3 separate regions of the Homo sapiens genome follow, and regions 1 and 2 are each linked to region 3. Evidence: chromatin loops called from intact Hi-C (ENCODE). Cell type or tissue: heart left ventricle. All regions are shown on one strand.

Region 1 (8,000 bases), 81 kb after region 3:
CTCAGGCCAGAGACCCTCAGAGGAGAGTTGTTGGCAAAGTTTTCTCAAAGCCCCAACATTTCTGTGACTCCCTGAGTTTTAAGTTGTCAGATACTGTGGCATTTTCCCCCTTCTTCTCACACCCTACCATCCTCCCATCACTTGCCACAAATTCCTGCACAAAACACCTTCCTAAACAGTGTTGATGAGCGCCTTGTTCTCATCAGGCCTCTGATCGAAGACAATTCCCTGACTCCATTCCTACTCTTCCTCACAGATCTATCAACCCAAAAAGTGCCTATAAATCAGCAGAGAAAACACACACACACACATGCACACACACACGCGCACACATGCACAACACATGCACACACACACGTGCATACACACACACACAGGCTTCCTCCATCAGAAAGATGAGCAGGAAATCTCACCTGTGGTAGAAATCTGAGCTATCAGTCTGGCGCTGGGAGATGTTTGGGGTTGTTTGTTGTTTTTACTTCCAGATACCTGCTGGAGTCAGGCCATCCCTTTAAACGAGAAGAGCGGAGCTAGAAAGCACCCCAGCTTAAGGCCTGGAGAGCAGAATCCCTCTAAGCAGTAGCTTCTTCCTCTCCCTCACATAATTCCACAGCCTCTTACTGAAAGGGCAAGGAAAGAGATGGCCCAGCCAGGCAGAGGGAACACCTGAATGAGCTCAGGAGGAGAGGCTGCCATGATAGCTCCTCCCTCTACAAGCCTTCAGGACAAGCACATCCTTCCTGACCCTTCCATTCACTCCAGATACGAGCACTATCCCGGGACAGGACTTAGATCCACGTGGGTACGGGAACACACACATGAGCACAAGGGGAGGAGTTTGGTAGAACTGTCGTTCCAGCTTGACCAAACGTCTACCTATGCTTCCCAACCTCACAGGTTGTGAAATTTTCAAATGATGGAGGGAGGAAAGGACATAGCAGAAGAGAAGGTGAGTTAGCCAAATGGAGATACCGATCAGGGTCCGTGCTTTGGCTGGTGACGGAAACAGACAATGATAGCAAGGACAAAACCCCTCCCTCTCATGGCCTCTAAACAGCCTCTGTCTCAGAGAAATCAAAAGGGAGATTTTTCCACAGAAAAATCAAAAGGGAGATATAGTGCTTGCCGAAGGCACATTCCTAAGGCCCTAGCACAACGTGGAGCGCATGATAGGCATGCTTGTTCTTTCTCCTCATTTCCCCCTGTTCTTTCCTCATTTCCTTGTGCTAAGTAAAATGACTTTAGAACCTGGGTGGGAAGTAGGGAAGAAGCCGTGAGTCCCGTCCTGACCTCCAGACCTTGCATGTGGATTGGTTTTGCTGCTGTAAGGAAAGGGCTCAAGGACAGCAGCTCAGCATCCTGTGGCTGCACACGCAGAGTGAGAGGGACATGGTGGCAGGGCCTATCGAGGGTCTGCGTGGCCAGGAACGAGGAGGTAAGGAGAAAACGTTCTCCCTTCTTACTGGGAGGAGCTCTTTGCAAACTGAAATGAGATTGTCTTACTGCAGAAGCCTACTTTTATTTTTAAAAAGTTATTTTCACAAAAATTAATACCCCCTTCCTGCCTCCACACATCCATAATCCCACCCCTTCAGAAAAGCAGGGCTGTCTTCCAGCCTCTGTCTCGCAGGCATTTTACTAGTGGGGAGGATGAAAGGTTCAAGAATCAAGGACATCACACTGGCTAAATGCCCCCAAAAGTCAGTGTAACATCTCCCATCTCAGAGGCATCTTCTTGGAAATGAAGCAAAGCAGGAAGGCAAAGGACTGGGGGTGACTGGCCGTGTGACCTTGGGCAAGTGACTTAACTTGTCTGAGCCTCAGTTTTCTCTCTCCTAAAATCAGAGAAATCTTACCACTGACGGGGGAGGAGGTGGTGAATTCCTCTCTGCTCGTGCTTTCTGAGCTACTCTTCCAAGCCAGCCATTGTCACATTTATCATATCATTCAACTCTGATGAGAACCCAGTGAGAAAGGAACTATTCCTTTCTTTGAGAAATTTGGTAAGTGTGCATAGGGGTGAAGTGACCTGCCTCGGGGCAGAGACCTGGCCAGTTATGGAGCTGGGGGCCCAGGTTTCCTCCATGGCTGACACGCTTTCCACCACACCACAGCTGTCTCCTGATGGGCGGGTGTCATGCACACTCAGGGCCTTTGGGAAGTTTGAGGGTTGCGGAATGTGAGGTGTGACTACTCTGAGAGTTTAGACGGTGAGGAGAGGAACGCCTATTCCTCTTTAAGCTCCCCCCTTCAGGATCCTCCTGATGAGATCCTTGGTGGCCAGAATTTTCTTCTCTCCTTGCTCTAGAGCCCTTACCCAACCCTGTGAAGCAGAAAAGCCACAGATGACCCGCAACCCTCTGGGGACCATTGGGGTGGGGGCTGAGCTGAGGGGCTTAGACCCCTCAGAAACCCGGGTGACAGCCCCGCACTGCCCCTGCCTCTGTTCAGGCTCTCTGAAGGTCTGGGATGGAGAAAACCCAAGCACAACTGAGCAGCCAGCAGGGTGAGGCGGCAGCAGAGGCCATGGGGCAGAGAACAGTGTCAGGGATGCGTCCACTGAAGGAGGAGTGGGTCAGGTGTGTGGCAGGAATTGGCGTGAGCATCCTGGGTGCTGAAGAGGAACCTCGGAGAGAGAAGGGCCTTGGAACCTCTTGCAGAGGCCGGTGTTTGCCAGGGAGGTTTGTTCATTGAATCGGAAATCAGCTTGCCTTGGTCATACATGTTTAGGAAGCCCTAAGTTAAAGTCTTTAAACTTGTAATGAGCCCTGTAACTTTTTTTTTTTTTGAGACAGAGTCTCGCTCTGTTGCTCAGGGTGGAGTACAATGGTGCGATCTCGGCCCACTGCAAGCTCCACTTCCTGGGTTCACGGCAATCTCCTGCCTCAGCCTTCCGAGTAGCTGGGACTACAGGCGCCCACCATCACGCCTGGCTAATTTTTGTATTTTTAGTAGAGATGGGGTTTCACCGTGTTAGCCAGGATGGTCTCAATCTTCTGACCTCGTGATCTGCCCGCCTTCGCCTCCCAGAGTGCTGGGATTACAGGCTTGAGCCACCATGCCCGGCCATAAGCCCTGTAACTGTTTTAAGACAAGGTGTTCACACAGGCTTTCCCAAGCTGGCTTAGCTTTGGAACTTTCTTTACGCCCCCAGAGCCCACTCTGGGAAGTGCTTACCTAGAGCAGTCCTCCCATTTCACAGATGGGGCCAGGGGAGGATGGGAACCCGTGCAGCTTCTAAAATCGGCCGCCTTCTCGAGTCCCCCACATCCCTAGGGGGCTTAGAACTACTCCACACCTGTTCCCAGGGCTTAGAGAAATTGTGTCTGGCTGCAGCTGTGATGTGTGGAAGAAAGGACATCTGTCTCCTCCTTTTCAGGGGATGGGGGTAAAAGGAATGGGGGGTGGGGAAGGGAGAACTAGGCCCCTTGAAAGTGAGGAATAATTTCACAGAGTAGAAGATCAAGACAGCTGGGCAGCCCCCCGGCCCCGCCACCCCACCCGAGAATGCTCTACGCCTCCCAGGTCTTAGCAGGGACCACCAGGTGACCTCTCAGGAAGCCAAGTCCCAGCCCTAACGTCCAGTCCTGCAGTTATTAGGCCTAAAGAGACACTATCCCTGACCTCAGTTTCCCAATTTGCAAGTGGCTCCTTTCTGAAAATGAAATCCCTTCCAGTGACAAACTCCCCAGGACCCCAGGCCCACCATAGCCTGAGCTGCATTCCAAGGGATCTGGGGAAGGAGCTCTAGCATCATCCAGTTTCCTGGGGACATACGGTGAGCTCAGCCCAGGAGAGGAGAGGGGTTGGGAAGCAGCCGCCCTCTGCCTCTACCCATCCTGGCCCCCAGACAATCCATTTTCCACTGGGTCCCGGTTCCTTATCCAGAAAATGGATGGAGGTCCCTTGTAGCTCCCATAATGGATCTTCACCTCTAAGGATTCCCTTTTCCTAACAGTGTCAGGGATGGCACCAACTTGCTCAGATTCAGGGAGTTAACTCTTGTAGGGGCTTGAGAAAGGTGATCCTCTCCCACCCTCTAAATGTGGGGGAGGACTGATTAGCCCCCCATCCCCTGAGGTCACTGGGATTCCCATGGTCCTGCAAGAGCTGGATGGAAGGGTGCGGAGAAGGAAGCCAGGAAAAGCCCCCTCCCCGCACCCCCTTATACGCCATTCCAGGACTTTGTCCTCCCAGCTCTGAACCCAGCCAAGGCAGCTGTTCTCCAGATTCAGACAAAGACCTGACACTTCTTCCAACTGGGCCAAGCTGGCCAGTCTGTGGACGGGTGGTGGGGGCGGCGTGGCACAGAGAGAGGCCAGGGAGAGCCAGCGCCGGAAGAGTCTGCATGGCTCATCCTCGGCTCCACGCCCTCCGTGCGAAGACCGGACTGAGATAGCCACGTTCTGTGGGGCCCAGTCTGGCCCTCGGCAGCTCTCCCCCTCCCGCGCTGCTCCTCAGCCACATGCCCTTGGGCTGAGCTAAGTCCAGAACCCGGCTGAGTAGGGGAATTGTTCTGAGAAAGTGGCCCGTTGGCTGGTTGCTATGGAAACCGACATACCACAGTGCTGACCCCGGAGAGGTTTAGCACGCTCCCCCAGCAGGGATGCCAGCAGCTGGACTGCAGCTGTTACCGCGGGAGTGGGGGCTGGAGCCGTCGCCAGCAGTCCCTGCTGTTTGCCTAAACTAGGCCCGCCAGCAGATCCCCTCCATTTGCTCCCACGCCGCTCCTCCTCATGCGGCTTCCCCCACTGCTAGGGACGGGAAGGGAGCGGCTGAGCCTGCCCTGGCAGGATGGGGGTGGGGTGGGGGAGCTTGGCTCTAGAGAGAGGAGGTCTCCTTTATGAACCGAGGCATGTCCTTGAAGGGTAGGGCAATGTCCTCCCCATTGCATTTCTGGGGAAACTGAGGCCCAAGGAAAAATAGGAATTGGTCCCCAGTCACACAACCAGGGCATACTAGAGCTAGGGCTGGCACCCGACTGAGTCTAGAAGCACCACACCACTGGCTCTGGCCCTCTGTGCTGTGCTCTTGGCCCTCCCTGCAGCAATTCAGCACACACTACAGAGACTGCCCCGTGCAGACAGCAGCATTTAACCAGCATTACTCCCGGCACAACCTCGGGGAGGGCGAGGGGCGCCGATGACTGAACAAAAGGAGCACTAGGAAACGGATCATAGAAATAGAAAGAGGGACACAGAGAGGAAAAGGAGGGTACGTGAGTAGAGGAGCAGGAGGGAACGCATGGGAGAGGGAAACAGAGAAGTAAGGAGAAGCAGAGAAAGTTAGAGAAAGAAAAGAGAGAGGTGATGAGGTGCCCAGAACGAGTGGAAAGAAAGGACAAGATCACCTCCCTCCCCCAGCTAGTTCCGAGCCCCTCCCAGCACAGACAAAGCCTGTGGGGTAGAGAGAGGATTGCACAGACAAAGCCTGTGGGGTAGAGAAAGGACAGGGAGGGAGGAAGGGTGGGAGGGCTGCTTGGGGAGCAGGGCAAAGGTGGAGCGGGCATTAAAATCGGTTTCTGGGAGGCATCTCCTGCCATCCCACAATGCCTCAAGCTCCCTGAGTGACCTAGCGCAAACACACCAGCCCGCCTCCCACCGTGATGTGGCACTTCTAGACTCAAGTGGGCTAATCTGCGACGGGACGCTAAGCAAACACCCCCTCAGCCAGAGAGGTGAGATAGCGCTCCCTCCCCGAGTGCCTGACCAGTCCTCCATCCTCACGCGTGGCTGCCAGAACACAAGCGTCCTTTCATTCCTCATGGTCTGTTCTGACCTTCGTCCCCACCTCTCCAGAGTCATCACTCCTTCCGGCCCAAGGGGAGACGCAGCTGCATAAAGAACCACCCCCCCACCGCCGCCTCCACTGTCTCACTGTCTGGCCCCTACTCTTCAGCCCTTCCTCATCTAGAGCTGGATCTGACACCAAAGGCGTCTTGTGAGCAGGTGGGCCCACTTCTCCCCTCCAGTGCCCCATCACGGCTCATAATGAATTAACACCCTTCTTAGTGCTCTTCCCCTCCAGGTGCCCTAAAATAGTTGGTTGCAGGGGACTGGAGGGCTGCTCTGCATCCCCGCACCCTCCTGGGCTGTTGGGAAGTTGCTCTGTCTGTGAAGCCTTGGCTCCAGGAATGCCAAGGGACTCAGGGAACAGTTCGGAATGTGCCAACACCATTACACTCTGTAATTTAAGACCTGGCTCTGCAATGGGCCAGCAGATTGCTTTTGCACTTACACCACCTTTTTCACAAAAATTTGGTGTCTCGGGCCAGTTAATTCTATTGTGTTTGCAGATCGGAAAGAGCGGCATTGGAGCTGATGCTCTGCTCCCTCTGGCCATGTTCTCCCTTTTGAGCAAGACCAGCTGGTCAGTTGCAGACACTTAGCCTTGACTTGGGGGTGAGATGCCCTGCTGAGAGTATCACTGGTGCTCCTGCTTCTGGCCAATGAGGTCACTGAAAGGCAGTTCTTGAACAGATGAGCAACCCTGAGCCTACCACTGGGAGTGTGGTGGTGGGGAGGGAGCATGTGGAAGAAGTCTCCACAAGGACCCCTGTCCAGAAGTTTGCAGTCTTAAAGGAAGACAAGGCTGATCTACCACATGCAACAGAGACAAATCAGTGCTTAGCTGCAGGGCACCCTGAATTGCACATTGCCTCAACTTGAGCTCATTTCTTAAGGCAAAGTGCAGGCACTCGCTTGGCAATCATGGTCTTCTGTGGTGGTGAGGTTGAAACCAGATCTATGAAACCATCCCAATGGTGAACTCCAGCCAGAGCCCTTTCTCTGTTTCTCCTCTTTGGAAAAGACAGATAACATAAATATGTGACTCCAGGAAGCAGCAACATCCCATCCTGACAGCAAACATCCCTTTTCCCCCTCACCAGCCCTTCCAAGACAAGAAATAGGCTATAACCCAGGACCCACGATCCAAATCGCTTTGGAACTTGGTCACATTCCACCTGAAAAATGACAAGCATTTACAGTTTCCAGGTCATTACCACAATCAGTATCTCATTTAAATCCCTATCACTTACTGTGCCATAGGTAATTATTATTATCATTTTATAGATGGGGAAAAAGGGGCCCAGGAAGGTGAGATGCTTACCTGAGGCCACACAGCAGAAAGTAGCAAAGTCAGAAATTCACTGAGGCCTTCCACTGTGGGCCAGCTTCCTTCCCACTTCTCCACAAGGCCTCTTTGCTAGTTTCTCCTGTTTCTCACAGAATCTAGCATGTGGTGTTTGTTCAGTAAACATCTCTTGTATAGCAGGAAAACATAAAGTTGTCCTCAAGGCCACAGCGAGACGTCCTCAGCCGTGTGTGTGCATGGAGAGGTGGGGGTGGCAGAAGATGTAGTCTTAATGGAAAACAGGGCTGACCTCCCAAATGCAACTCACGAAAGCCTGCAGCTACTAGGGAGACGTCACCCCCAAGCACTGAGCTGCCATGTTGAAGAGATGGTGGCAAAGGCAACAGAACTCGTCTTTACTTGAATTAACTTCTGAAACATCCTCAAAACTCCCAACCTATGTGAGCATCAATCACCTTTCTGATTAAAAAAAACCATAAAACAGGCTGGGCATGGTGGCTCACGTCTGTAATCCCAGCACTTTGGGAGGCCGAGGTAGGCAGATCACGAGGTCAGGAGATTGAGACCATCCTGGACAACATGGTGAAACCCCGTCTCTACTAAAAATACAAAAATTAGCTGGATGTGGTGGCACGTGCCTGTAGTCCCAGCTACTCAGGAGGCTGAGGCAGGAGAATCGCTTGAACCTGGGAGGTGGAGATTGCAGTGAGCTGAGATTATGCCACTACACTCCAGCCTGGGTGACAGAGCGAGACTTCATCTCACAAAACAAGCAGACAAACAAACCATAAAACAAAAATTGGGCCAAGCATGATGGCTCACACCTATAATCCCAGCACTTTGGGGGGCTGAGGCGGGAGGATCACTTGAGGCCAGGAATTCAAAACCAGCCTGAGCAACATAGC
Region 2 (8,000 bases), 120 kb after region 3:
TGAGCTCCTTCTATGGACTACATGACTGCCACCCGTTTTCATCCTCTATAGCTGCATGGTGCAATAAGGTAGCCAAGGGCCACGTGTGACTTTTAAAATTCGAATTCTAATTAATTAAAATGAAATGAAATGTAAAATTCAGTCCTCATTCTCACTCACCACATTTCAAGTGCTCAACAGCACATGTAGCTAGTGGCTGTCATACTGGACGGCTCAGATGGAGCACGTTTCTGTCATCGTGGAAGGTTGTGCAGGACTGAGTTGCTCTAGAATGTTAAGGCTATTGTATCTTTTTTGTTTAACTGATTTTTAAGCAAAGGAGGGGAGAGGAGCAGTACACTACCCAAGGTCATGCCATGCCACTGATACACGGCTGAGCTGGGTTCTAACCCTCATCTAACCCAGGCTTGCTCCAGCCAGGACCAGCAGTGGAGGCAGCAGGGGGCCTCCTGAGCCTTTCAAGGCTGGTAGAAAGTCTCTTCTGTTCTCTGTGGCTCCTCCGGGGCTCTCTGAGAAACTGCCTTTTGCAGCAGGTGCCACAGACCCAGTGAGGTCAGTAGTTGCTCAAACGGCGTTAATGAAGAAAATGAATATTGACTTAAGGGACAGCAGAAAATAATTAAGACACCTTAAAAACATGCCTCCACTTTTTACATACTATAAACCCAAAGGAAGCAAAAGTGGCGACTGAAGCAGATACTTGTACACTTGTGTTCATAGCAGCTTTATTCACAGCAGCCAAAAGTGGGAGCAACCCAGTATCCATCAACAGATGAGTGGACAGACACAATGTGGCATGCATACGTCTACATCCAATGGAATATGATTCAGCCTTAAGAAGGAAGGAAATTCTCACACATGCTACAACATGGATGAACCTCGAGGATACTATTCTAGGTGACATAAGCCAGTCACAAAAAGACAAATACTGTATGGTTCCACCTGTACAAGGTACTGAGAGTGTCAAACTCACAGAGATAGAAAGTAGACTAGTGGTTTCCAGAGGCTGAGGTGGAGGATGAGGGACTGGGGAGTTGTTGCTTACTGACTACGGAGTTTCAGTTTTGCAAGAGGAAAGGCGTTCTGTGGATGGATGGCAGTGATGGTTGCACAACAATGCGAATATACTTAATGTCATCAAACACCAAGGCAAATTACTGACATGCACCATCTAGCAACCCATTCCCTCCCTCCCCCAGGTGACTCCAGGACAGCCAGCGCAGGGTGTCATTGAGAGCTATCAGGGGTGCTTAAAAATGCTTAAGATGGCAAATTTTATGTGATATATGTTTTACCACAATTTAAAAATACGTATATATGCCACCACTAATATCTCCCAATTTCTATCAAGAATAATAAAAAAATAAAGAGCCTGAGATCTTTAGGAGTAGGGGAAGGAGCAGCTCATCAGTCCAAGGAGAGGATAAGGGAGCCAAGGCCTGACAGAGAGAGCAAGGAACCCAGAGCCTCCCAGCCCCAGCGGGGAGAAGTCAGAGGAGAGGCTGCCAGGGAGGAGGGACTGTGTTCCTGAGGATGGGACAGCTGGGCCAGCCTGCAACAGGGAAGGCAACTCCAGAAGGCTGACACTGGAAAAATGAGCAACGATTTAGGATTAAAAAAAAAAAGGAAAAAAAAAAACCTGGTGAGGGTAGGAGAGGGGGCCAATTAGGAGTGTAGGAGAGTATCTACGCTCCTAGTTGTACCATCTAGGTGTATATCCACAGCAATAAAACGATAAGCAGGAAATCTAAAAGAAGAGGGGAATAGGAGGAAGAGAAAGAGATGAGAGGATTTGGGCACCTAATGTGATGCAGCAGTCAGTAATGGTTTGGCGTGTTGGAAAGGGTGTAGACAGGACCTAGGAGACGGCCCTTGTCCTCATAGTGTTATGACTCTGTGCACATTGCCCTAACTCTCTGGGCCTCAACTTCCTCATCTATTCAACCCAGCGGCTGTACCAGAGCAAGAAGAACCTTAAGGTGGTAGCAGTCCACAAATCCCTGGAAATTTTACCCAGAATAGTATTTGTGTGTAAGTTTTTCCGGGGAGAGGTTTACAGATTTTACCAAGATTTCAAGGCTATCCACATCCCCTGAGAGGTTAAAAATCAGTGGAGAAGATACTCACTGGGTTCACATTCAGCCATAAAGTCCTAAAATTCCAAGAAATCTTGGACCAGACACCAATAAATCTTTGGAGGGGTCAAATAAATCCAGATGTCTATTCCTGCCTTGCCTGCAAAGCAGACATATTGTAAAAATGAAATGAAATAATTACATACTTTGAAAAGTTAATATTACGTGTCTTGTGCAAGTAAATATTGCTGTTGTTGGTTCACAGGAAGCAAGAGAAATTCTGCAGCAGGCAGAAAGGAGGAGGCAAGTTGCCACACCTCTGCTTTCCTGAACAAAGGCAGTGTGATGAAGGGATGTGGATGGGCTACAGGTTGATCCCTGGGCTTTTCTCATTTGGTTGGAAATAAAGAGGCCTTTAATTCCCCTTGTGGAGAAGGGTCTAGCTCAGAGAAAAAAAGAAATACAGCCTACCCAGGAGGTGCACCCCAGGGCAGAACACATGCATCTCTTTGTGCTAACAAGACCTCATTTTGCATCCAACTTTACTTTGGAGGAAATTTTCAACTGTGTGACTGAGAAAAGTGACAGACTGAAGATGCATCAGGGGAAAACAGCACAGGCAGAGGACAGTATTTGGCACCAGAGAGCCAGCCCCAGACTGGAAACCCTGCATAATGACTAAGCCAGGGTCGCCAGGCCAGAGGGGACATTGCTACCGTGGGCTGTGCCCTCCAGGAGTAAGCCAGCCCAGAGGCAGTGGGTGGGGGAGCTGGAGTCTGGGGCAGCTCAGTGCAGAAGTCAGTGCTAGAAGTGAGATGGATGGGCCTGGGCAGACTCTTAGAGATCATCTCTCTTGACCTCCTCATTTCACATTTGAAGAAACAGTTCAGAGAGTGGTGGAGACTTACTTAGAGAAGTCCAGGATTGGAAGTCATGCCAGTAATTCCCTTCATTCATTTACAAAATGTTTTCTGAGCATCAGATCCTTCACTAGGCTGGGGGTCAATGACGAACAGCAATTCCAGTTCCCTGCCCTCAAGGAGCCCACAGTCTAATGAGGGGACAGACAACCAGTTGACTAGGGAGTTAAGTATGATCCAGCAGCTCTATAGGTCCTGCAGGACGGGTTCTCCCCAGCAGGCGTTTCAGAACCTTCTATTCACTCCCCTTTGGGGCAGGCACATCCAGACAGGGGCATGTTGAGGGTAGGCCACACTTTCTCAGACCAGTGCTGGAGGGAGTAGAAAGAATTTCACTATCAAATCCAAGCCAAGCTAACAGTCATTGGCATCTCAGAAAAGATGCCATCCAGGCAGCCATCCGAAGGCCACTGGAGGGAGCACCCAGCACCCAGACCCTGGGGGAGGGAGATGGACCCCACTCCAGCAAGCCTGCCACAGTCCTCTCCAAAGGGCACCACGGCACTTCCCATTCATTATTCCCTAACTTGCCTCCGGGGGGCGGTCCTGAATATTGTTTCATAAATAACTTAACAGGGCTCCAGCTTGTTTCACTGAGGTTAGACAGATGTGTACGGTGCTGGCTGATTATGAGGGAGTTTGGCTGTGCTGAATGGTTCTGGGATGCTGATTCTCTGCGGAGGGGTGGCTCAGTGGAGAAGGCAGCCGCGGCTGGTGTCCCCACCTGGATCTGGGATCACAGCAGGATGCTGAAAGAGCATTTGTTTCCAATTGTTCTTAGCCACTAATTTGGCTCCTGGGTATAACACCAATCTGAGAACAAACGGAGTAGGAAAACTGCCTTTCTGAGGGAGGCCTGATTTCACCATAAACAGGCAAGGGGCGGGAGATTTCCTGAGTTCACAGCACAGGCCTCGGCCTCCCAGGCAAGGCCGGCAGCTTCAATCTCCAACCCAAGTCACCCTGACTGCACGGCCATCTGCCTGCCTCACCTGCGCATGGCTCCTCCGAGGGGCTCCAGCAGAGGACAGATTACTCTGATGGCAGGTAGATAAAATGGGATCCCTTGCTAGCAGTAACTACCCTGAACAATCTCTCTCCTGAGCAGCTGACAGTCTCCACCTGGCACCTGCCAGCCACAGAGCTTGTGGGTGGCACCGGCTGGATGGGCTGGCCCGGGCGACTCCCCAGGCACGGAGAGGCCAGGGAAGGCCCTGCTGAGGCAGGACTTGCTGGAAGAACCCTCTGTTGGGCTGCAGGAAGGTCCGCCTGAGACATCCATCAGAAGAAGACACAAAGGCAGCTGTGTTTCTGGCGGACTGAAGAGCTAGCAGCGTCCAGGGGCAAAGGGGAAAAGCTGTGTGAGCAAGGCCGCAGCAGCCGCTGCCTTCTCAAGACTCATGTGCAAGATCGCCAGTAACAAGAGGCCCTTCTTGTCGCTAAATTGCCTTCCTGTGGCTTAAAATAATTGAATCAGAGAACTTTCAGTGTGACCTTCTTGAAAGCCAACTAGGAGATATCATGCCTTTACCAACCCTTGTGGCCTTCACTCACAGCCTCCCAGCTGCAATGTCATCGTTTCTAAGCCAAAAATGCCTTCCTCACCAGCATGTGATTTAGCTATTCAATAGCTTCATAGATCCAACGTAGTATAAAAATACTGGAGGAAAGAGGACAGTTGTTTTTTTTTGTTTTTTAATCTTCTGGAAGTCAAAGTACATGCCACGAAATCTTTGCATTAAAGTTTATGAACCTTGTTCAAAAGGAAAACTCTCAGGCCCTTACTGACGGCTTCGTTACTCTGGTTTTACACATATTTCTAACAGACTAAGTTACCTGGTACCTTGAGCCTCAGCTGATTAGAAGTATTAAAAGAGGGCTGGGCGTGGTGGCTCATGCCTGTAATCCCAAGACTTTGGGAGGCCGAGGCAGGTGAATCACTTGAGTCCAGGAGTTTGACACCAGCCTGGCCAAAATGGCAAAACTCATCTTTACTAAAAATAGAAAAAGTTAGCTGGGCATGGTGGCGGGTGCCTGTAATCCCAGCTGCTCAGGACGCTGAGGCAGGAGAATCACTTAAACCAGGGAGGCGGAGGTTGCAGTGGGCCAAGATTGCGCCATTGCATTCCAGCCTAGATGACAGAGTGAGACTCTGTCTCAAAAAAAAAAAAGGACTAAAAGAGGAAGAGTGTGGGCTTCCCCAGAAGGTAAACTGAGGTATGGAGGGTTGGCCTAGGAGAGAGTTAAAGGGCAAACCAATGTGTCATTAAATGAGGCTCAATCATGTTCCAGATAATTTACTTAAGAAGACAGGGAGGATGTCCACTTGTAATATTTACAACATCCTCAGGGTACTTGAAGAAGTAAACCATTAGCCATCTAGAAAATCCCAGACGAGAATCCTTCTTGGTGGTTCCAGGCTGCCGGGCTCTTCCTGTAGGTTGTCTGGTGTGTTCAGAAGCTGCTTGCATTCACTCCTAACTAGGCTCATTCATTCATTCAACATTCATGGACTCCTCCAGTTGCTGGGTCACCCCAACAATGCAGAAAGCAAGATGAAAGCAGAGACACCTTTCGATGCAACACACACACACATACACACGCACACACACACACACATACACACATACACACACACATACACACATACACAGGCACACAGACACAGACACACACACATACACACACACATACACAGCACACACACACATACACACACATACGCACACACATACACACACACATACACAGCACACACATACGCACACACATACACACACACATACACACACATACACACAGACACACACACACACACACCAGGAGCACCTATTACACATTAGGTGCTTGACAGATGCACATTGTATAGATGTTAGAAAAGGCATCTGGAAAGAGCAGAGGCCAGCCAGTCAGACTGTTCTTTAACCCAGTCCCTAGGTACTCAGGTGAGAATTTTTGTGAGAAGGGGCTATAATCATTCAGGGTTCAACTAAAAATATCACATGAAAAACATCAAACTGCTCCACCAAGAAAAACAAAAAGACAACATAGCCTCAACCCTGAAGAAAGTGTGGAGAAGATCCCCCCAGTGCACCTCAGAGAAAGGTTGAAGGAAAGGCATCCGTGTCAGCCCCAGAAAAAAATCCCAACTGGAAGAGAGCAAGGGGGGTGGCTCAGGATGAGGAAAGACCCATCACTGTGGCCCCAAGGCAGTTGTCACCCCTCTGTGGGCTCAGCTTCCTCATTCAGACAAGGAAGAGTTTGGGGCCATCAGTGTCTGACGTGCTTCTGGCTTCCAGGTCAAGTTCCCAGCTTTGTTCAAGGGCCAATTCTCCTTGTCCCTCTGATTTATTTTCACTGCAGCTTTGAAAGGCATGATTCTCATCAACAGTTCCTCTCCAGGCACCGCCAATCACCCCAAAATACGCATTTGATTTCTTCCCAACTGTGTTAGGTCTCTGCCTCAGGTACGCAACCAGGCGACAGCAAGTGATTCTTCTACAGCCCGGGCGGGCAGTGGGCTGTAGGTCATGGCACTACTGTCATTTTGGGGACAGGAAGTTTTTATGAGACTCACACGGGGTGGTCGGGGAGGAGGAGGGATTCCAGCAATCTGCCCTGAAGAATGCAGGTTAATAATTTATATGTGCATTTAAAAAAAAAACCTACTGAAACAAATTGCATACAAATTGTGTGACAGTCGAAGGAAATGTGCCAGTGTTGCTCAGTGAAGCATAATAAATATATGCAGCCCATAATAACAAGCTACTTAAACTCAGGGCACTATATGATTTATTAATTGTCTTCTAATCCTTTCCAGCTACAACTAAAACCAAGAGTGTGGCCGTATCTCACATACTGACTTATACGCCTCCAACACTAAACGGCGTGGCTGCGGTTAGCTCTCGGGTCCATTTTTCATTCTGGCCCCCAACTCTGCAGACGGGCCTGGAGCAGGGTGGGCTGCTTAGCAGACTGCTGTTCTCACCAAAGGGGGTAAATGTGCCCCAAACACACTGCACTTATCACATGGATGCCACACACTTCATGCTTATTTTGCCTAGAGTTCCCCTCACCTGGCTTCCCTTTCCCATCCACCTCTCCCACTGCCACCAGTACCAAGGTGCCCCTGGGTGGACCCTAGTCCACTATCTCCTGGGATGCCCCAGTGCCAGGCTCACAGCCCCAGAGTCCACTCCAGCAGCAGTTGCAGAGCCAATTAGATGGTGACAATTTTTGTTTTGTTTTTTTTTAGACAGAGTCTCACTCTGTCACCCAGGCTGGAGTGCAGTGGCGCGATCTCGGCTCACTGCAACCTCCACCTCCCAGGTTCAAGCAATTCTCCTGCCTCTGCCTCCCAAGTAGCTGGGATTACAGGTGCCCGCCACTTCATCCAGCTGATTTTTTGTATTTCTAGTAGAGTCGGGGTTTCACTATGTGGGCCAGGCTGTGATTCGCCCGCCTCGGCCTCTCAAAGTGCTGGGATTAGAATTAGAACAGAAATGGGAGCAGAACACAAAGTCCTGCCCTCTCCCTGGGACGTACTGACCCAGTGGCGAATGTAGGATTTTGCTGTTGTGTCTACTGGTTGGGCCTCCACCCTGTCCCTAGTGCTACAGATGCTGGCCTTTGAAACTTCGGAGGAACATCCCCTCTGCTTTTGTAGTCAGAAATACTGCTTTGGTGTATGGATGGATGGATGGAGAAATAGAACAAGGCCGGATCCTAGGCAAGGTATGACGGGAGAATTGCAGAGACTGGGTTCAAGAGGTGAAATGATTCCCCAGGGCTGATTGCCCCAGTGACCTGCCATTGTTTCCTTTTCCCCCAACATGCTTCTCTCCGGCCTTCCCATCTCACAATGGTGGCATCTTCCACCAGGTACCCATGTCTGGAGCCATCTCCGATGCTGCCTCTGCCTTCTCCCTCAATCCCACACCCAAGCTGTGGGGATTCCATGCCTAAAAAAGACTTCTCAAATCTATCCCTTCTGTCTCCACTGCCA
Region 3 (8,000 bases):
TGTTCACAGCTGGATCTTTGTCTGGGTGGTGGTCAGCATCCCAGAGAGCCAAGAGCAGAGTGAGGATTGCAGAGGGAAAAAGGTGGGGGTGGGGTAAGATATAGACTTTTTGAGACATCAGAAGGAACTTCCAGAATTAAGACTTTTGAGATATTAAAGTGGGTGGAATTTCTCTTTTTTGGACCCTGACAAAATAAAGGAAATAGGAATGTTTCAGGGGCCTATTAAACATAGCCTTCCCTGGAACTCTGGCAGAGAAGGCAACTTTGGATAGGGCCCAAGGGCCAGGATGGTGGAATCTCTTCCCGGGAGCATCGATCACAGATGCTCGTCCGCCAGGAAAAAAGTGAAGGGCCATAGCACTGTAGTGCCTGCAGCCTCCAGAAGAGGGAGCCTGGGGGCAGAGTCAGGGTGGGAGCCGCCTCAGGAAGGAGGGCTTTCTCCCCCTCTTAGGGGCAACTAGTTCTCTTTAACCTCGGGCTTGGGTCTTTTGGTAACCTCATTCCATGGATTAGAAGGTCATAATGAAGGCAAAACAAAGGAAGCTCAACGAGGAGGGCATAGGCTACAGAGAGGCGCCTTTCATTCACATTCTTTTGTTCACTGTCCAGTGAATGGAAGGCAGGGTCATTTTAGAGGCGCTGTCCCCAGAAATATTTGTAGCAGCAGGAGGGCTGCCCTGTGTGGGGTTAAGGAGGGGAGGTTAAGAGTAGCCTGTGCCCAGAGACAACCGCCCATGAGGCTGAGAGGAGACTGTTCAGTCCTGAGCCCACCAGGCTGCGGAGCAGGGCCAGACCCGCGTCGAAAGAAGACACAGGAACAATATTCTGAGGACCCAGATGGCCCTGGCCCCTCCCCCTCCTTGGGGTCACCACAGGCCACTAGGCCACTGCCCCATTACCCTCTGGGGGCTTCTCCTGCAAGAGAACAGGAGGCCTTTTCATTAGAGGCTTAAGTTTCCTTCTCTGCTTGCTCAGGCACAGAAGCCTCCGGCAACTTGACACTCCGGGAGCTCAGCTGCTGGAGACCCTGCACCCGTGTCCGGAAGCTGGCTCTTTTCCTCACACCTCTCCACCCACACGTGCACTTCCCCGGTTCCTGAGGGGCCACGTGCAACCATCCTGGAGAGGAATTTGGGGATCTGACTCGCCTTATCTGTGACTTGGCTGGGACTTTGCAGTGGGGTGTGGGGGAACTCTTTGAGCCACAGCGGGGGTCCTGGCCCTTTGGGGGAAGCCTGCCCTTTTTGCATTTTCTTTGGGAGAGGGAGGGGAGCAGCAGGCCTGAGCCCCTGCAAACCTAGCCCCGGGCTTCAGAGCTTTTGTCACGGATTCTGAGAGGCTGCTTGGCCCTGTCCAGAGGCCCCAGTGCTCTGTCACCAGACACCTGGGCATTCAAGGGGGCACAGTCAAGACTGCAAGTGGAGGACAGATGAGGAGCATCTCCCATGGAGAGATTTCCCATCGCGAACAGGCTCACAGGGAAAGGTTGCTTTTTGATTTGTTTTGTTTTGTTTTGTTCAGTGCTGAAAACCTTTATGATATGACATCTAGGAGGGAAAAATTCTATTGCAACACTTGACCCCACAATGACATCCAAGAAGAAATCATTTGTGTCTCTGATATCATCAGAAGAAACTAAAATGTCATTTTAGAGAGCCCAGGAGCCACCGAGGCAGGATCAGTGGATGCAAAGTCATAAAAGCACACCCCTTTAGGAAATGGGATGGGCAGTCCTGGGCACCCACCTCCCTCAGCCTCCTCAACCCATGCTCCCCACAGCCCTGCACCACCAGGTCGGCAGTCTGGAGCCCCAAATCCAGTGTGCTGACAAACAGGCTCAGAAAAAAAATACCAAGCTCATTAGGAAGGAGCTCATTAGGACTTGTTGACATGAAACCCATTAGACCAATTAACATTCCATTAATGGCCTGGGGCACAAAGGGGTTAATGCTGCCAGGCAGTAATTGGGCCAGTGTGCCGGGGTTGGGGGCTCAGGGCCTTAAGGATGAGACACAAAGTCTAATTGGGAACTCTCTGGCCAGCTGGCCTGACAGCATTTGTTCCTGGCCCCTGACCCTAGCTGAGACAAATTGATGGGGGATAGGGAAAGTAGGGCCAGCTCGCTTGGCCCCTCACTGTCCCACCCACCTGCCCCAAACTGGAGACGGGGCCCATGGCTGGCACAAGGACAAGGGTGAGGGGACACTCCCACCCTCCTGGACTCTGACAGTCCTGTTTTCTTCCTTCACGCCATTCCGCCCACTCCCTCTGGTCAAGTGTCTTTCTCAGCCCCGGGGAAGTGAGTCCCTTCTCTCCAGGAATTGCTTTGCAGTGATGTTACCCTCTTAGAAGAACTCTTTGGAGAAGCTAGAAGCCTTCAGGCCCAGAGCCCCGTTCATCTGAAGAGTGCTGGAGTTCAGAGAGAGGGATAGAGGGGACGGTGGCCCTGGGTCTGCCTGTCTTCTGGCCCCTGACCTCCTCCCCTCCTTCCTCCCTTCCTTCCCCCCTTCCATCCTCCTTTCCTTCCTCCCTTCCTGTCCCTTCTTCCCTCCCTCCTTCCTCCCTTCCTTCCTTCCTTCCATAGCAGCTAAGAGGCAGTCATGAGGGCCGCTAGGAATGCTTCTTGTCTGTCCTCCGACACATACAAGCAGCATGTTCATGATTTTCCTTCCCTTGAGACAGGTAGGGGCTGTGGAAGTCACATCCTCTGTCTGGGTCTCAATTTCCCCATCTGTAAACTTTGGGATTGGATGAGGGAATTCACAGGGCCACCCCTCAGTTCTCAGTTCCCATGATCTAAGCCTGGCCTTGGGGTAAAAAAAATTCTGGATTCCACATCCAGTAGAATCTACCACTTATTCTGTAATCTGTACAAGTCACTTTCCCTCTCGGACTGCAGAATGAAGGGATTTCCCCAGAACATTCGGGAAGCCTTTGCCCAGGATTTGCACTGCACACATGCTTGTTGAATGGAACGGAAAGGGTTGGATTGTAGCTTCTTTCTAAAGGCCAGCCAGCACCGGACTTCTCTTCCTCCCATCTAGTTGGAGAGTGGGAAGGAGGCCCCTGAGGTCAGCGAGCCAGGAGCTGTCAATCCCTTCAGCCCAGACGCCCCCAGGTTACCCCTCCACCCCCACCCCCAAGCCGTCCCCTCTGAGCAGCTGCCCAGGCCTGGGTTCTGACGTCTAGACAGATTTGCAGGAGGCTGAAATAACACAGTGAACTCAGCAGGAGGGACCGAAAAGCTGCATTAGTAACCTGGCTGGCTTCAACATCTCCCTCTGGGGCAGCCTCCTCAACCCTGGCGCAATCCGTCTCTTTTTCCCTCAGCCCCAACGCCGCGTCCAAAATGATCTTCTCTGGCCCAGCTCCCTTCCCAGAAGTGGCCTGTAGGTGGCGTCGCAGGGCCCGCTTTAATTGCATTATATAATATAACCTGTTTACTAAATCATGTAATCAGTCGCCTTAGGATTTGCAGCTTGGGATGTGTATGGAGAATTGGACTTTGAGTCAAATTTAAAAACAAATAAAAATGAGAGGCAGCTGTTGCTGATAGTGTGATATTCATCTTTTGGAAACAAATTCACCCCAGTGCTATAAATTATGCCTGGAAAAAAAAAGTGTTGCTGGTAGAACGGAGTTGGCTAGGTCTGCTCTGCTGGCAACTCATAGCGATGAATCTTGAAATAACGGTGTCAACCTGTCACTGATTTCATGTGACTCTGTGGATTTATCTAAAGAAGCAAAGGCGTGTGGGTGCACGCGAGCACACACACATAGAAACACACACATGCACCAGGTCTCTCTGCAAAACCCAGTAAGGGCTAGAAGTGACAAGCTGGAGGCGGGGTGTCTGCCAGAGCTTGGTGGTCCCTGAGGCTTGGTGGATGGGGTTGGCACCGAGAACTGAGCAGTGACAAGGGTGAGGTCAATTTGTGGTGGCAGAGGAGGACAGAATGGAGAGAGAGGATGCACCATGGGCTGGGAGGCTTGACCATGTGAGCAGGGGTTTGTCACCTCCAAATCAGTTGTTGTGTTGAAATGTTTCAAAAAGAGGGAGAAGTGGATGCTCCTGGAGGGGAGGACTAAGGAATTTGGGAAGAGGGGCAAGCTCCCCAGAGCCCGCCCCACCTTACAGCACAGCAAACACCCTCGCCTGCCTCTTCACCCCAGGGACTGTGGGTGCTGAAAGGAAGCTGGGGACCCTGAGGATTCAGGCAGCAGGAATGTGGGGCTGAGTGGGTGCTGCTCTCTGCCTGTCTTTCTGATCCTAGGCTGATGGGGGGAAATGGAGATCCTCCAGTCTGCTGAGGTCAGGCTTGGAGTGGGGCCTGGGAGCCAGGGAGGGAGTTTGTACATATCTATGTTACTGAAGGAGGGACAGGTGCAGAGGAACTGAGTGGGATTTGCACTCAGGTCTCACATCCTTGTTCACTCTGTGTCCTGAAGGCCAGCTAAGAGGTCAAAAATAAGCCGCGACTCCACAATGACCCAGGTCCCAGGGCACACCGCACCCAGCACAGAGCCCAAGTCCTTGCAGAATGTCACAGCCAGAACACCTGCTTCCCTACTGCCCCTCCGGGTCCTCCTTGGAATACTCAGTGGGGAGGCAAAGATGACAACCAAGACAAGCAGACGCTTTGGCCACCCATAGCTCTCCATACTAATTGTCATTTGCTGCCCTTCTGGGAAGCCAACTTGGGAGGTGGTGCCAGGTCATGCCCTAATATCACGATGCTGGTGTCCAGGGAACAGAGTGGGGACAGAGCAGAAGCCAGCATGAGCTTTGGCTAGGACTGCCTGCTTCTGACTCCCTAAGAGATGTGCAGATCTCTCTCCCTCAATCCTCCTTCAGCCCTTAAATGCCACATGGAGTGAATGCTTTGGAAATGGTAAGAGCCTTCTGTGAGACCAGAAAACCCAGAGACCCTTCCCATCCAACCCCCAATTTCCATCCCAAGGAGCGTGGCCTCCCCCTAATGGCCTGTGGCCCTACTTCCGAGGGCCTAAACCTCCTCTCCCGTCTCCACTCCCAAGACCATTTTACTGTTTGTTCTTTATTTGGAGTAACAATATGTCCTCACTGTGGTCGGGCCAACAGATCACTTATGCACTCACTGACCCCAGCCTAGAGATGAGCAGAAGCTTACATTAGAGACCCACCCTGGAGGAGAGGGTGCCGGGTCCCTCTGTGTCCATGGTTCACTATGGGGAGGATTAGTGGGCACACAAGCAGCATGATAAAGCAGTGTCTGGGGACAGGCCCCAGCACTGGGTCCATCACCCTCCTCAGCCGCTCCCTCCTCCATGGACAGGACTTGCCTTCCTTGAACTCCAGCCCGACCAGGTTTCCCAGAGAGGAGCCCCACCGTCCTGCCCTTTGCTGACAGCCATGCCGCTCTGACTCACACAGAAGCCAGAGTTCCAGGCCTGCAGTCTCTCCTCCTTGAGTCCCCAGTTCAGCTATTTTTTTTAACTGGGCTTCACAACACGGAGCAGGAGAGTCAGACGAGCAACACCCGCCCTGCTCCCGCGCCCTCTTCGTGGTCTTGCTCCCGCCTCTCCACACCGGGAACAAGAGTGCTGGAGCCCCACCGCCCTCCCTGCCTCGCTGTCACACCTTTTCTGGCTTCAAAAAGCTGCTGATATATTTTACAAACTGAAACAGCAATTTAATTCCCCCTGATAGCGGCAATTGTCCATTAGATCTTCCTACCGAGGAGCTTAACAATAATTCCTTTCATCCAACTGCTTGCTTCTTCTTGATCTGAGAATCAATCCCATAAATAGCAGGCAAGAGTTCTCACATTACTCTCCCCTCCAGCTTTTAGCATTTTGATGAAGATTCTCATCTCCTCTTTAAGCACTTTACAACTTGGCAATTTTTCCCCCTTTGGTTCCTTTAAACAAAATAAAACAAAAAACAGAAAAAAAAAAGCATGCTGGCTGGAAGGGGGAGCACAGCCCTTGCATTCTGCTCACGGAAGTGGTGTGCGCTTTTTCCTACCTGGAGGCAGGGGGATGGCTGCAGTGACCTGCGGTGGGTCCTGTCTGCTGGAAAGTGGGTGCTGCTCTGCCCCAGAGGCCATGACTATTGTGTCCCCAAAACTCACACTCACCACACCTGGGTCCCGCTTTTGCCAGTGATGTTCAACTTAGGGTACCTCTCCCATTCCAGGAGCCCCTCCCCCTATTGTTCACCCCCAGGAATGGAGGCAGGAGGGAGGCCACAGCTGCTGCCCTGGGGTGCTCTGAGCCAACTCCCTCCCCCAGCCTGTGGCCCCCTTGGAACCTTCTAACCTAGAGAGCGGATTCTGCCCTTTTGTTTTCCTCTCCAGCCCCTCCATCTCTAGCCAAACAACAAGAGTGGGAGAGGTGGGGAGGCCCAGGGAAAGAAGAGAGCTTGAGGCCTTTTATTCAATTATTTTCCTTTTTTTTTTCAACATGCAAGCAGCTCCAGGGATCGGGACAGTGGAGAGCCCTCCAGCTCCTCCACGGTGGTGGCTAGGGTGGAGTGTCAGGGCACCTGGGAGCCCCGGCCCGCCCCTCCCCCAGAGACACTATCATGTGCTCTCTCGTCTGCACACACTCACAGAGAAACAGATCTGAAAATGAACCTGGGACTGAAGTCCCCCTCGACAAACCTGATTCCCAGGTTTATTATTATTTGTCAAGAGCTGACAGCAGCCGCTCAGGCACTGAGCTGAGAAAACAACACAGGCCGGGCCCCTGAGACCCACAACTCAACAGAGACAGACAAACAGCTCCAGCGCTGGGATCCCAGGTGGAAAAGCGCAGAGCCACCTCCGGCAGCCCTCTCGGGCTCCCACCCTTTCATAAGTCTCTCTTCTCTGAGGCAGTCAGGAGGGCCCTGACGCTCACTGGGAGCTGGGGGGAGGAGGAAAGCAGGCATGGGGACCATGTAAGGTGTGAGTAGGGTGGCCGGAGCAGGGGCTGGTGGGGGAAGGAGGGCATGGAGGCGAGGGACCCTGAAGCCTACGCATTCCACCTCTGGTGCAACCTCAGATTCTCCTGGAGCCAGCGGAGCTAAAAGGGTCAGCCAGGCCCCTTTTCTCTCTGAGGACTGTACTGTGTCCTCTGGCTAGATGATACCTTGTTCCAAATTTTAAAACTTGCCTTTAGGAAAAAAAAAAAAAAGTCAAGAGTCAGAGTTGTGGAAGCAAGTGGCTCTGTGCATTCAATTTATCATTGAAAAGCCACTAGTTCCTGAGACGCTCATACCCAGCCAACGTGTGCCCTTCCTGCACCTTCCTGGTGGCCCAGGCAGAGCTCACAAGAAACAAGAGCTCTAAATAGAGCCCATGGCAATGGGATCGGCTAGAGGAGGAAAGGCTGCCCAGCCAGGCTGCCCCACCCTTGGTCCTCACCACCCCCTTGGAAGGAGGGCGGGTACACTGGCTCTGTGTTCCTGAGCTTCAGGAAAGCCAGCCCTGGGGAAGGGAAGATGACAGCCATGATGCGAGAGGACGTGGCGCGGCCACACAGACTCGCACCCCAGCAGATACTCCCTCCGTCGCCCAACCTAAGATGCTCTCGTGCCTTTTGCTGTGTTTCTTGTCCGCTACCAAGGTGTTCTGTATTTCACAGCCATGCCGTTCCCTTCATCAACACTTGGCTCCAAAGCCTACTGTTCCATGAAGCCTTTCTTCCCCTTCCACTCCAGGACTACACGTGGGAAATCAAGGCGGGAATAATCATCATGCATGTTTCTGTGTTATGGAAAATCTGCTCCTCACCCGCATGTCCCATCTTGCCCACTGGCCCCTGTTCCCCCCAGCAGACAAGATCATGGCTCTGCCTTGCATGTTCACTGGGGGAGAAGGGGCAGCCTATACAATATGACTGCACAAAGTCTACCTCCTTATGGAGCCTCAATATATATACATGGTTATAGTTTAATTTCTTTGGCTTAACTCCTTTTTTTCTTTCCTTTTTTTTTTTTTGAGACGGAATCTTGCTCTGTCACCAAGCTGGAGT

Evidence for each region. Hi-C counts contacts between places; a loop is a spot of excess contacts. Peaks named below come from ENCODE experiments on the same cell type or tissue, not always from the same donor. Only the 100,000 strongest peaks of a DNase experiment are listed, where the experiment ranks them.
Region 1: it touches region 3 in a loop (2.2-fold over the local background); 15 of 110 quality-filtered maps call a loop at or near these places.
Region 2: a loop joins it to region 3, with 2.1 times the contacts of the local background. A loop is called at or near these places in 8 of 110 quality-filtered maps.

The regions. Positions count from the first base shown.
Region 1 is chr11:125,260,075-125,268,074 of GRCh38, reverse strand. All of the region lies in intron 2 of PKNOX2 (PBX/knotted 1 homeobox 2), which reads right to left. It overlaps PKNOX2-AS1 (PKNOX2 antisense RNA 1), which reads left to right and starts at 1,277. Exons shown (of 2, transcript NR_187382.1): 1 at 1,277-1,435. In heart left ventricle, no CTCF peak of the experiment used is centred here; DNase peaks (open chromatin) are centred at 4,644 and 5,637; H3K4me3 peaks cover 706 bases; H3K27ac peaks cover 2,302 bases; H3K27me3 peaks cover 1,876 bases.
Region 2 is chr11:125,220,402-125,228,401 of GRCh38, reverse strand. All of the region lies in intron 1 of PKNOX2 (PBX/knotted 1 homeobox 2), which reads right to left. Among named protein-coding and RNA genes, the nearest start is that of PKNOX2-AS1, 42 kb to the left of the region's middle. RefSeq lists an enhancer at 3,517-4,129. In heart left ventricle, a CTCF peak has its summit at 3,521 (motif pointing right); no DNase peak of the experiment used is centred here.
Region 3 is chr11:125,341,326-125,349,325 of GRCh38, reverse strand. The region is part of intron 3 of PKNOX2 (PBX/knotted 1 homeobox 2); the gene reads right to left. Among named protein-coding and RNA genes, the nearest start is that of PKNOX2-AS1, 79 kb to the right of the region's middle. RefSeq lists an enhancer at 7,228-7,977. In heart left ventricle, CTCF peaks have their summits at 170, 373 (motif pointing right) and 3,388 (motif pointing right); DNase peaks (open chromatin) are centred at 375 and 3,345; H3K27ac peaks cover 1,989 bases.